Linked DNA regions of Homo sapiens: region 1 is linked to region 2. The links are chromatin loops, found by intact Hi-C in ENCODE. Cell type or tissue: heart right ventricle. All regions are shown on one strand. Links, peaks and the distances in the headings refer to the core of each region. The heading gives the core; the rest is flanking DNA. Region 1 holds the start of EQTN (equatorin). Region 2 overlaps MOB3B (MOB kinase activator 3B).

What was found. Peaks named below come from ENCODE experiments on the same cell type or tissue, not always from the same donor. Only the 100,000 strongest peaks of a DNase experiment are listed, where the experiment ranks them.
Region 1: a loop joins it to region 2, with 5 times the contacts of the local background. A loop is called at or near these places in 1 of 110 quality-filtered maps.

The regions. Positions count from the first base shown.
Region 1 is chr9:27,292,921-27,298,303 of GRCh38, reverse strand. EQTN (equatorin) reads left to right here and starts at 1,154. Exons shown (of 8, transcript NM_020641.3): 1 at 1,154-1,324; 2 at 1,566-1,691; 3 at 3,902-3,988. The coding sequence starts at 1,249. In heart right ventricle, for the core only: no CTCF peak of the experiment used is centred there; no DNase peak of the experiment used is centred there.
Region 2 is chr9:27,349,479-27,354,861 of GRCh38, reverse strand. All of the region lies in intron 3 of MOB3B (MOB kinase activator 3B), which reads left to right. Among named protein-coding and RNA genes, the nearest start is that of EQTN, 55 kb to the right of the region's middle. RefSeq lists an enhancer at 269-1,250. In heart right ventricle, for the core only: no CTCF peak of the experiment used is centred there; DNase peaks (open chromatin) are centred at 804, 2,230 and 3,311; H3K27ac peaks cover 2,978 bases.

The DNA.
Region 1 (5,383 bases), core at 196-5,195, 56 kb after region 2:
AAGAATTATAGTTAAGATAATCCATTAACCAGAACTTGTAGACTTGTAGGGCATTTGGCATCAGAACTTGGTTTTTCTGCCTAGTTGTTTTTTTTGTTTTGTTTTTTGTTTTTTGTTTTTTTTTTTGGAGACAGAGACTCACTTCTTCACCCAGGCTGGAGTGCAGTGGTGTGATCTCGGCTCGCTGCAAACTCTGCCTCCCATGTTCAAGCACGTGGGCCACCACGCCTGGCTAACTTTTGTATTTTTAGTAGAGATGAGGTTTCACCATGTTGCCCAGGGTGGTCTTGAACTCCTGACCTCAAGTGATCTGCCCACCTCAGCCTCCCAAAGTGCTGGGATTACAGGTGTGAGCCACTGCGTCCAGCCTCTGACTAGTTTTTAAAAGATATTTTTATTGCATTTATCCAAGAAAACACATCATATTGCAATGCTTTGAGAAACAAAAAGATCTGTTCTCATTTTACTCTTAACAATATTAATGGTTGCAGGGAGCCGAAGGCTCGTGGGACGTGAGCCACTCAGCATTCCACTGGAGGCTATATGATCAAACAGCAAACTGTTTATTATGAATGCAGGATGTGGGCAAACTCACGACTGCTCCTGCCCACAGAAGGTTTGCTGGAGGCAATCACTCCCTGGCACCGAGGTTATCTACTGCGACATCTAGAGAATGCAGTGTTGCATGCCTACTCTGGACCGGGCAGCTGACCCCTTCTTCCATCCTCCTTCTCACTATCTCTCTTGCCTAATAAATACAGAGGGCTGTGTAAAGCTCAGGGCCCTTGCCCACTAGAGGCAAGGTGCCCCCGACCCCTTCTTCCAAATATACTCTTTTGTCTTTGTCTTTTATTCCCGCATTCGTCCCCCTTTGTTCAGTCCCCTAGGTCCGTGCGGGTTACAAGTGGCACCCTGACTAGCCACAGAATCGAGTGCTCTACAAATGGTTCTTTAAAATCCAGAGCCGAGTAATTAACATTCTTTTATGAAAACACACTTATTAACTTTCAAAGAAAATCTTGTAATGGTTTATTTAAAAAATAACTAAAAACCATTATAGTACCTGAGATAAAGCAGTCTTCAGACTGAGTCACAAAGCTGTTGGGAACCCCCACCCCCACCAACATTCTGATGCCCATCTGACAGTGATGTCATAATGTCCTAGTTAGACACAGGACCTGCTGGGCCACAGAAAGGAGGCTCTGGGTAGACGCACTAGATTACTGGATAAATCACTTCAATTTCCCAATGAATTTTATATTGTTTATTTTTATACCTGGAGTTTTTTCCTTAAAAAGTAGCACTTTGAAGCCTACTATTGAAGGTGAGAGAGCATTTAAAACTTTTATAAAAATAGTAGGTAAGAAGGATGACCCATAATCATGAAAAATTGGTATGTGGCAGTTTTCTACAGGAGGATATAAACTTTATTGTTGGAGCTATGGTATGTTTTAGATTTTAAATCTCTGCCTCTAATCCTTTGTGAAAAAAATGCAGTTAGAAAAAGAAAGCAGTAAAAGAAATCAACATATTTCTGATCTATGGTGTGTGATACTTTTTTTTAGCATTGCCTAATGTGCTACCTTTAAATGAAGATGTTAATAAGCAGGAAGAAAAGAATGAAGATCATACTCCCAATTATGCTCCTGCTAATGAGAAAAATGGCAATTATTATAAAGATATAAAACAATGTAAGTCTTTAAAGTGAATAGAAATGTATATGCAAAAGTTGATTATCCTGGTTTCACTTAAGTGTCCTTTTTAAATTTCCATCATTTCCCCCTGTATTTGTTGGGTATTTTATTTCTACTTCTGTGACCTGCCTGTTCATACCCTTGCCCATTTTTCCATTAGGTTGTATTTTCATTTCTTTTTAAGGGCTCTTTTTATGTAGAATATATTAATCCTTTTTACGGTAAAAGTAATAAATGTTTTCTGCCAAGATGCTGCTTATCTTTAAGGCTTATTTTATTTTATTGTATCGTATTCAGTTTTTGAGACAGAGTCTTGCTCTGTCACCCAGGCTGGAGTGCAGTGGCACGACCATGGCTCACTGCAGCCAGCCTTGACCTCCCAGGGTTCAAGCAGTCCTACCACCTCAGCCTTCCGAGTAGCTGGAACTATAGGCACATGCCATCACACCAAGCTAATTTTTGTATTTTTTTTGTAGAAACGGTGTTTCATCATGTTGCCCAGGCTGGTCTCCAACTCCTGGGCTCAAGCGATTCACCCATCTCACCCTCCCAAAGTGCTAGGATTACAGGTGCGAGCCACCACACCTGGCCAAGCCTGTTTAAGTATCTTTAATAACTGAGAAGATTTCAAGTTTTATAATATCAGTTCTGTTTATTTATTTCTTTATAATCTCTGCATTTTGTGTCTTGCCTAAGCAGGCTTTATCCAGTCCAAAATATTGTTTTCTTGAATTTTAAAAGTAATTTTATCGTTGTTTTTTTTTTTTTTTTTTTTTTTGAGACGGAGTCTCGCGCTGTCGCCCAGGCTGGAGTGCAGTGGCGCAATCTCTGCTCGCTCCAAGTTCCGCCTCCCGGGTTCACACCATTCTCCTGCCTCAGCCTCCTGAGTAGCTGGGACTACAGGCGCCCGCCACCACGCCCGGCTAATTTTTTGTATTTTTAGTAGAGACGGGTTTCACAGTGTTAGCCAGGATGGTCTCGATCTCCTGACCTCGTGATCCGCCCGCCTCGGCCTCCCAAAGTGCTGGGATTACAGGCGTGAGCCACTGCACCCGGCCTATGTTTTTGTTTTTAACTTGAGCTTTAAATCCAATTATTTTTGTGTATGGCATAAAGTAGGGATAAAACATTATGTTTTTCAAGGATGATAGCCAAGTGTCTAACACCAAGTCCCTACTGATGTGAAACTTATATTTAATTAACCAAACTCTAAGATGAAATTAGGCCAATTGTTATACTTGTTTTTTTAAACTGTCTGTCCCTAGAAAGATACCAGTGTTTCAACTTTTATACTTTCATAACTCATGGCATGAGTGTTGGGTTGTGACTTTGTTTTATTTTTCCATAGCTCTGTCTCAGGAATTGCTCAAAAACGATGAAATATTAATGGTACCGTTTTTATGTGTGTCGTCCATAATTTATCTGTTATCTTGTGGGAGAACATTTAGTCTATGTGCAGTTTTTCCCATGTACATTCTTCTCATATACACACTGGGGTGAATTTCTTTGTTCTCACAAAGAGAGAAATGAATACATATGTAAATATTAAATACACATACATTCGTGTGTGTATAGAATTTTGTATCATCTTATGAAATTTTGGAGAGAGGAGACACATGTGCATGTCCAGTCTGCCGTCTTGATCCAATTCACTTTGATCCTTTGGCGGGGGGAATATATACATTAGTTTTGAATTGCAGCCAACTCCACTAATGAGTCTTAAGAGCAGCATTCTTTATGTGCATGTGTAAATTTGAGTATATGTGAGGGACCTTAATTGTTATCAAATGATATGCTTTTTAAGCTGAAGTGTTCATTCCATAGTCTAACAGAAGGTTCAAGGGCAGGTAAATGCTTCTTACCCGGTTTTTTGATAATGTCAATACAAACAGTGATAATGTTGCACATCTACAAATCTACTTCAGCACCTGTTATGTGCTTACATATTTTTTTCCACAAATTTCTCCAAAAATTGCTTCTTGGAAAGGGTCATTTGGCATAAAGATACTAGTTTGGCTTTTTTCAATGAGTTTTAGATTTGACCCTTGCCCCACTTTCTTATTTTGTAGATGAAAAAAAAATGACTATAACTTTTTTAATTTTTTTTTAATTAGTGCATGTTTTAAGAAAAAAACTCAGAGGAAGAAAAAGGTAAAGGAAAAAAAGTGACTTAGCTAGTTGCTGAAGACTTTCGCTTTTGTTTTTAGATGTGTTCACAACACAAAATCCAAATGGCACTGAGTCTGAAATATCTGTGAGAGCCACAACTGACCTGAATTTTGCTCTAAAAAACGGTAAGAAGTGAAAGGCACCATTGCACATGTAAAAGCCATTAAAGCAGGATTTCAAAACAGCAATAAGAGACTGTTGGGGAGAAAAGAAGTCTTCGTTCCTAAATAAGACTAACATTTTCCCTCTAAAGTAGATTCTGTGACTGGGATCCAGCTTAGTTCTTGGCCATCCTCTCTGCTTTTCTCACACTTCCTCCCACACAAATACACCTGAGACTCCACATCCATTACACTGATAATTTCAGAAGCTGGGGAGGTTCTTGCATTTCTAAACCTCATACATATGGTTTATGTGGAAAGAAAAATTAAATGATAACTACATTTAGGATTCTAGGAAAATTTACATCTTTCTTAAACCCACGTTTTTTTGCCTTTCTGATTTTTGTCTTCAGCTTTAAATGGGGAAGAGAGAATGTTTCTAGCTATGGCAATGTCAATATTGAGAAATGTGAGACTCAGGAATGCCTAATTATTAACAAAGCTACTTGATAATAATGGAATATTTTGAGCAATTTCAAACCTTGGGATTTAAATGAGACAGTAACATTCCAAGGGCTTATATTAATTCAGTAAATCACTTACGGGAATCTTGCTTATCCACAACAAACAACATCTTGAGTTGTCTGGGACAAGACATGAAGAGGCAGCTCTTAAGTGTACCAGCTACCTCAAATTCCCTTAGGATATGAGTTATTGAGTACAGACTGCAGGACCCAAGGAAGAGACTGCGAAACCCTCACTTTTATTTCCACAATTCAGGCCCCCAGAGGATTGTCAGGGAAAGTGGGATTGGAATAAGACATTCCTGCCATTTTAAACGGGGCTCTGACAGAAGGAGACCTGCTGGCATGGTAGGGACGTTCTAGAGGAGCAAGCCCCCAGGAAGATGGAGATCTGCGGATAACTTTGACTAAGGGTTGCTTGCTTAAGTATAGTCCCTAAAACTCTGAAGGCAAGGGGGAAAAACTGAGGCAATCTAGATGCTTTTCTCCAGAGGATAAGGGTTGCAAAGCAGAATTTAAGGATGACTTACTCACTTTTCGAGTTCTGCTTGAATCACTATCAACTCCAGTAACTGATTCCCTTTCCCAACTTTCCTTGGCAGCAAGACACTTGTCATGGGTTTGTGGGCTTGGTGTGAATTTTTTCTGCCCCTCTGTAGAAGTCCTCCTATAGAGGGTGCCCTGTACTCCGTATGGAACTTTATTGACTCCTGTATTAAGCAGTTAATTGAAATGGCCATCAACTTGAAGAAAGGGTCTTCCAGTCACAGTTGTTACCAAACACTCCCTTAGTGACATTCCTCTAGAGGGACCCATTACAGACTGAGATATATACTAAATTAGACCTGAAAACCCTTGATTTGTAGTCCAAAATCTTTATATCCAAATGTCTGTT
Region 2 (5,383 bases), core at 266-5,265:
AGCTCCCATGACCTCTTTTCTGTCTTAACGATTGATTCCCTAGGTAGACTCCTAGCAAATGTAGTTAATTGTATTTGTATCAGTCACTCCCATGGGATTGTCAACTCTTTGAGGGCTGGGAATATAAAGGACATATTCCTGCATTGCTTAGGGTTCCTGGTACCTAATAAATGCTTAATATGTTTTTGAATTGGGGAGAGTACTTTAAGGATGATGCACCTCCATTCAAAGGGATTACACACTGGTCACTCTCTTCAATACGCCCCTTATCTCAGAACATGCATGCAGACCTCCACTTACCCATTTCCATGTTGGGACTAATGCTTCATCCTGTCAGATTAGCAATAGACATTAAAAGCAAAATAAGACAGAGAGCAGGGATGCATCATAAGCTTTAGGTCTCACAGAGAAAGACGAGGCCTCAACTCTTAGTCATTCTCTGTTCCAAATTCCAGATAGATCACCCAGGAAATCTTGAATCCTCTCACACTGCTTTTGTGCCCTGGTGTGTCAGGCAAAGGATAACCAACCCTCTCTGTTTTAGCAGTGAAATTCTCATGTCCTAGGAAAACTCTTGGTGTCTGTCAAACTAGGACGGTTGGTCACCCTATCAGGCCTCTGAGTGGGAATACAGTTTGGAATTCAGAAGCTGGGAAGAGGTCACCCTGGCTAGCCTGGTGAAGACCAGCACATCCATCCACCCCCAGAGCTTGCCTCATGGCTCCCATTGGGACCTGCTGTTCAGCCGCTATGGCTGGCAGCCTGGGAACCCAGGCAAACACATGCCATTTCACTTGGTCTCCAGCAGGGAGGGGGAGCCTGGCACACTGACACAGACACAGACGTGACAGATCATCCATTGCTCATGTAAATGCAACAGCTGAAGATAACTTGAACTGAAGCAAGTTCCTTGTTGGAGGAAACAGCCCAAATGATGCTGATAATTAGAAAATGGGCCAGGCCCTGATTGAATAAGCAGGCTGCTGTTGGCCCTTGGCTGCCAGGGAGTCAGCTGACACAATTAAGCTAATCAGAATTATCATTAGCAAGCACGAATAGCCCGCAGTGTTTTGTTGGCCTTTCACTGAAAACAAAAGCAGACTCAGAGAGGGCTGTTAGCAATGCAGTAGTTGTGAATGAAGAGCTGATTAGGGCAGGGGGAGGACAGAGATTCGTGAGGTGGGGAGGACAGACAGGAGGGGACTTGTTTACCCTAATGCACCTGCTAACCCCTGGGTGACCTTGGTCCAGGACCTTCTCATTCTCTCTCCAAGGCTCCATTTTCTTGTTTCTAACAATGAAAGTGATTATACCACCACCTACCTTGTAGAGCTGCTGCTGTGAAAACCAATGTTACCACAGAGCTGTTCTGTTACCTTATAGCAGGGTGCTTGGACCATAGGGGTTTCTCAGGAGTCCACACACACACACGTGCATCAGAATCTCCTGGAGGAAGTACTTCATAAGTACATTCTTGGGCCTCACCCCAGATACACTAAATCAGAATTATTAAGATTAGTGCCTAGTACCAAGCACCCTCAGTCTGCATCTCAAACTTTAATGTGCATGTGAATCACCAGGGATCTTGCTGAAATGCAAGTTCTGATTCAGTACATCTGAGAGGAGGAGACTCGAGAATGTTCATTTTGCTCCCAGATGATATCGATGCTGCTGGTTCCCAGACCACACGTTGAGGGAAAAGACCCTAGATGACAATTACCCTCAAATGTGAGAATTACCATTTTTAGCACTTCATCTCTTCTCCTCTAGGATTGGGAGTTAGCTCAGTGGGGTGGGGAAGTAAAGCAAAAAGGAGAAAAATCTGAAGATCAGTGTTTGCCAAGAGAGCTCCTCAAAATGCCAGTCCTGAGTGATGGTCAGTGAAAACAGACTTCCTTCTGTGGTCAAATGAGTTTACAAAATACTACATCGTCTCCACCCTTGAAGATTTACAGTGTACAATAGCATATCAAAGCCTTTGAGAAGGTATCCAGTAAAGAAACTTGTTCAATTTTGTGTAGCCCGCCCAATTTAACTGCATTTGGCTACTGGACTTTTTTCTTTTGCTATCACTCATTGACATCTTAGAGATATCATGATCCATGGAACACACTCTGGGCAGCACTGCTCATCTTTGTGATGTGATGTGTCTCTAGATTTTTCTATTTTCCTCATGCCTCCACCCTGGCCTCAAACCACACAGCCACCACTGCCGCATGGAGAGGGAGGTGGGAAGGAAGTGAAACTCCATATGGGAGGGCTTCACACACACACAGGAAGTGCAGTCCTTTTCATTGTTGCTCCTCATCCTCCCACATCATCATATGACAGACACCCCTTCGTGGAATTCTTACCATGTGCATGACGCACAAGCATTTTCAAGAAATAATTAATAACTTCATTTCTTCAGTTCCAGATAATCTGTTAGTTCCTCTTGACATATATTATTTCATCTCCTCACACTTGTTACTTTTTTTTTTTTTTTTTTTTGAGACAGGGTCTCACTCTGTCACCCAGGCTGGTGTGATCATGGCTCACTGCATCCTCTAGCCTCCTGGGCTCAAGTGATCCTCCCACCTCAGCCTCCTAAGTAGCTGGGGCTACAAACACATGTCACCACACCTGGCTAATTTTTAAATTTTTTGTAGAGACAGGGTCTCACTACGTTTCCCAGGCTGGTCTGGAACTCCTGAGCTCAAGTGATCCTTCTGCCTTGACCTCCCAAAGTGCTGGGATTACAGATGGTACCTGGCCAGACTTGTTACTATTATTTCCAGCAGATGTGATGGGCAGTTTCTCAACATCTGAACCACATTCCTCTCCATCCCTTATCACTGCCATTTTGTCACACCAAAGTGCATGTCCCACCCCCAGTGTGTAGGTGCCTCTTGGCTAATGATTGAGATTTATGGTAGGCTCTACCACCAAAACTATCCTCTAAAAACGGGTGCTTTTTAGAACAATTTGAAGACCAAAGATTTGGAAAGCCTTGTCTCATAAAGGCCCAGCCACAAGCCTATCCAGGCCCCAGAATACACTGACCTCATGTTGCCCTAAGAGGTAGCCAGGCCACACATACACTTCTCTCAGAGTTGCTTGGGTGAGTGCAGCAGCCAAGGTTGGCCTGCAATGGTAAGATCAAGTCAGGACTGTGAAAAGAAGCAGAACCTCTCGCATGAGCCAGAGCTACTCCCTAAAGTAGCCAGCAATGAAGAGCCATTGTGGGGCTTTTGAAAGGACCTTTTCTTTTGAAACATCATCTGTACAGAGGCCTCTGGGTTGCTTCTTGTCAGGCGGCTTCCTTGGCCTTCAGCCAGAAGGCTTGATGTGGACTCAGCCATTATAGAAGAAAGAGCTGCAGCCTGTGAAGCTGACAGTTTGGCCTTTACAATGGCATTTCCACTATTATGCTACCACATTAGTTACCACATGGGGCAAGGCATGTAATGGCTCTGAGCCTCAGTTTCCCCACCTGTAAAAGACATCATCCCTAGAATCCTCCCAGCCTGACCTACAGAGATTACTGATGGGTCACTACTAAGATTACTGACCTACTGGGATTACTACTGATATGATGTGTCAGCAGCCCTGTCATCTTTCATCCAAGACAACCGTTTCTCTTTGCTTAGAGAGCCCTTCATGGATTAAAGCCCACTGTGGGCCAGGCGTGGTGGCTCACGCCTGTAATCCCAACACTTTGGGAGGCCTAGGCGGGTGGATCACCTGAGGTCAGGAGTTCCAGACCAGCCTGGCCAAAATGGTGAAACCCCATCTCTACTAAAAATACAAAAATTAGCCAGGCGTGGTGTCAGGTGCCCATAATCCCAGCTACTCAGGAGGCTGAGGCAGGAGAATTGCTTGAACCCAGGAGGCGGAGGTTGCAGTGAGCCGAGATCGTGCCATCACACTCCAGCCTGGGGCACAACAGCGAGACTTCGTCTTAAAAAAAAAAAAAAAAAAAGCCCACCATGGCAGCAGAGGGGCAGAGGGGGTGTACATGTTGCCAAGAGTAGCTGGAGTGTGCATTCATGGGGCTTTGCCAGTTCAGATGACAAGTATATGTGTGTCCAGGGTGGCATCGGCTGTTGGTGGTTGTTCAGGATAATGCAAAGGCTCAGAGATTAGTGGGAGGGCCTGCCAGATATCATTTTAGGAGACTTGGCAGATGTATTCTAAAGTGTCAATTGGAAAAATAGCAAAGAAACATGATTATTTCCAATGAATTGCCTTATGCTGGGTAACTGGGGATGTGGCAAAAATAGCCACATGTCTCTGCCAGTCCTATTTATTCATCCCTTGTTGATGTCCAGAGAACTTTTGCTTCTAGTTTATAGGGTGTTGGGTGGTTCATTTTTGTTTTAGGGTTTCTCTTTGTTTCTAATTTGGTCAGAGATGAGATGTGGTCTGATTTGTTTCAGGGCCTAAAATATGATCAATTATAGTTGAAGATGTCTCTCATGGGAAAATTGCTAGCATATAATATTAAGTAATAAAAGCAGGATACAAAACTGTACTGGAAAATCACTAATCATATGTCCACAGATGATAAAGGAAATAGAGCAAAAAGTGCCAACAGTGGTTCTCTCTTGGTATTACTATAGATAATGCTTTTTTTTTTTTTTTTTTGGTATATACTTTTTGGGGCTTTCTAAGTTTTCTGTCACAAACATGTGTCACTTTTCTAATCAGAAAAATCAAACTTTATACTTGAAAAGGCTTTTCCAACCACTTGTGACTACTGAGATTAACATTAAATTAAAAATTAGTTTCTTAGCCTTACTAGCCACATGTTAAGTGCTCAAAAGCCACATGTCTAGTGGCTATTGTATTGGATATCACAGATACTGAACATTTTCATCATTGTGGGACATTCTCTCAGACACCACTGAGCCAGAGGCTCTACCTTCAAGAGCTACTTTTTATAACCCACTCTTAACAACCACTCCCTCCACAAAGAGCTGCCAGATGTGTTCACATTGTCTCCATGCTGCCACATGAGGCATTTCCGTTCATTGTTTAAGCCCCCTAGTATGGTTGCTTCTCTTTGCTAAGCCACTTCTCTCCTACTTTATTGATAGGAATAAATAAAACTCAGTACCTTCTGCTCAACATTTCTCCCTAGATTTCCCATCAGAACCTCCACCTCAGGAAGCTGCTCAGTATCTTAGGGGAGCTGTTGGTCAGAGACACCAAATAGTAATTGTACTTTTTTATTTTTTTAATGTTCTCTGCAGTGTTGGAAATTGCTGCAGGATGTCAGTCACAGCAGGGATTAATTCGTCTTCATGAGCATTTACATGAAAATGTAAATAGTCAGTATGGCTTGATGCCCATATATAAGCCTGCCAAATTTTGGCTGCTATGTGTGGTCTAGACTAGTTTA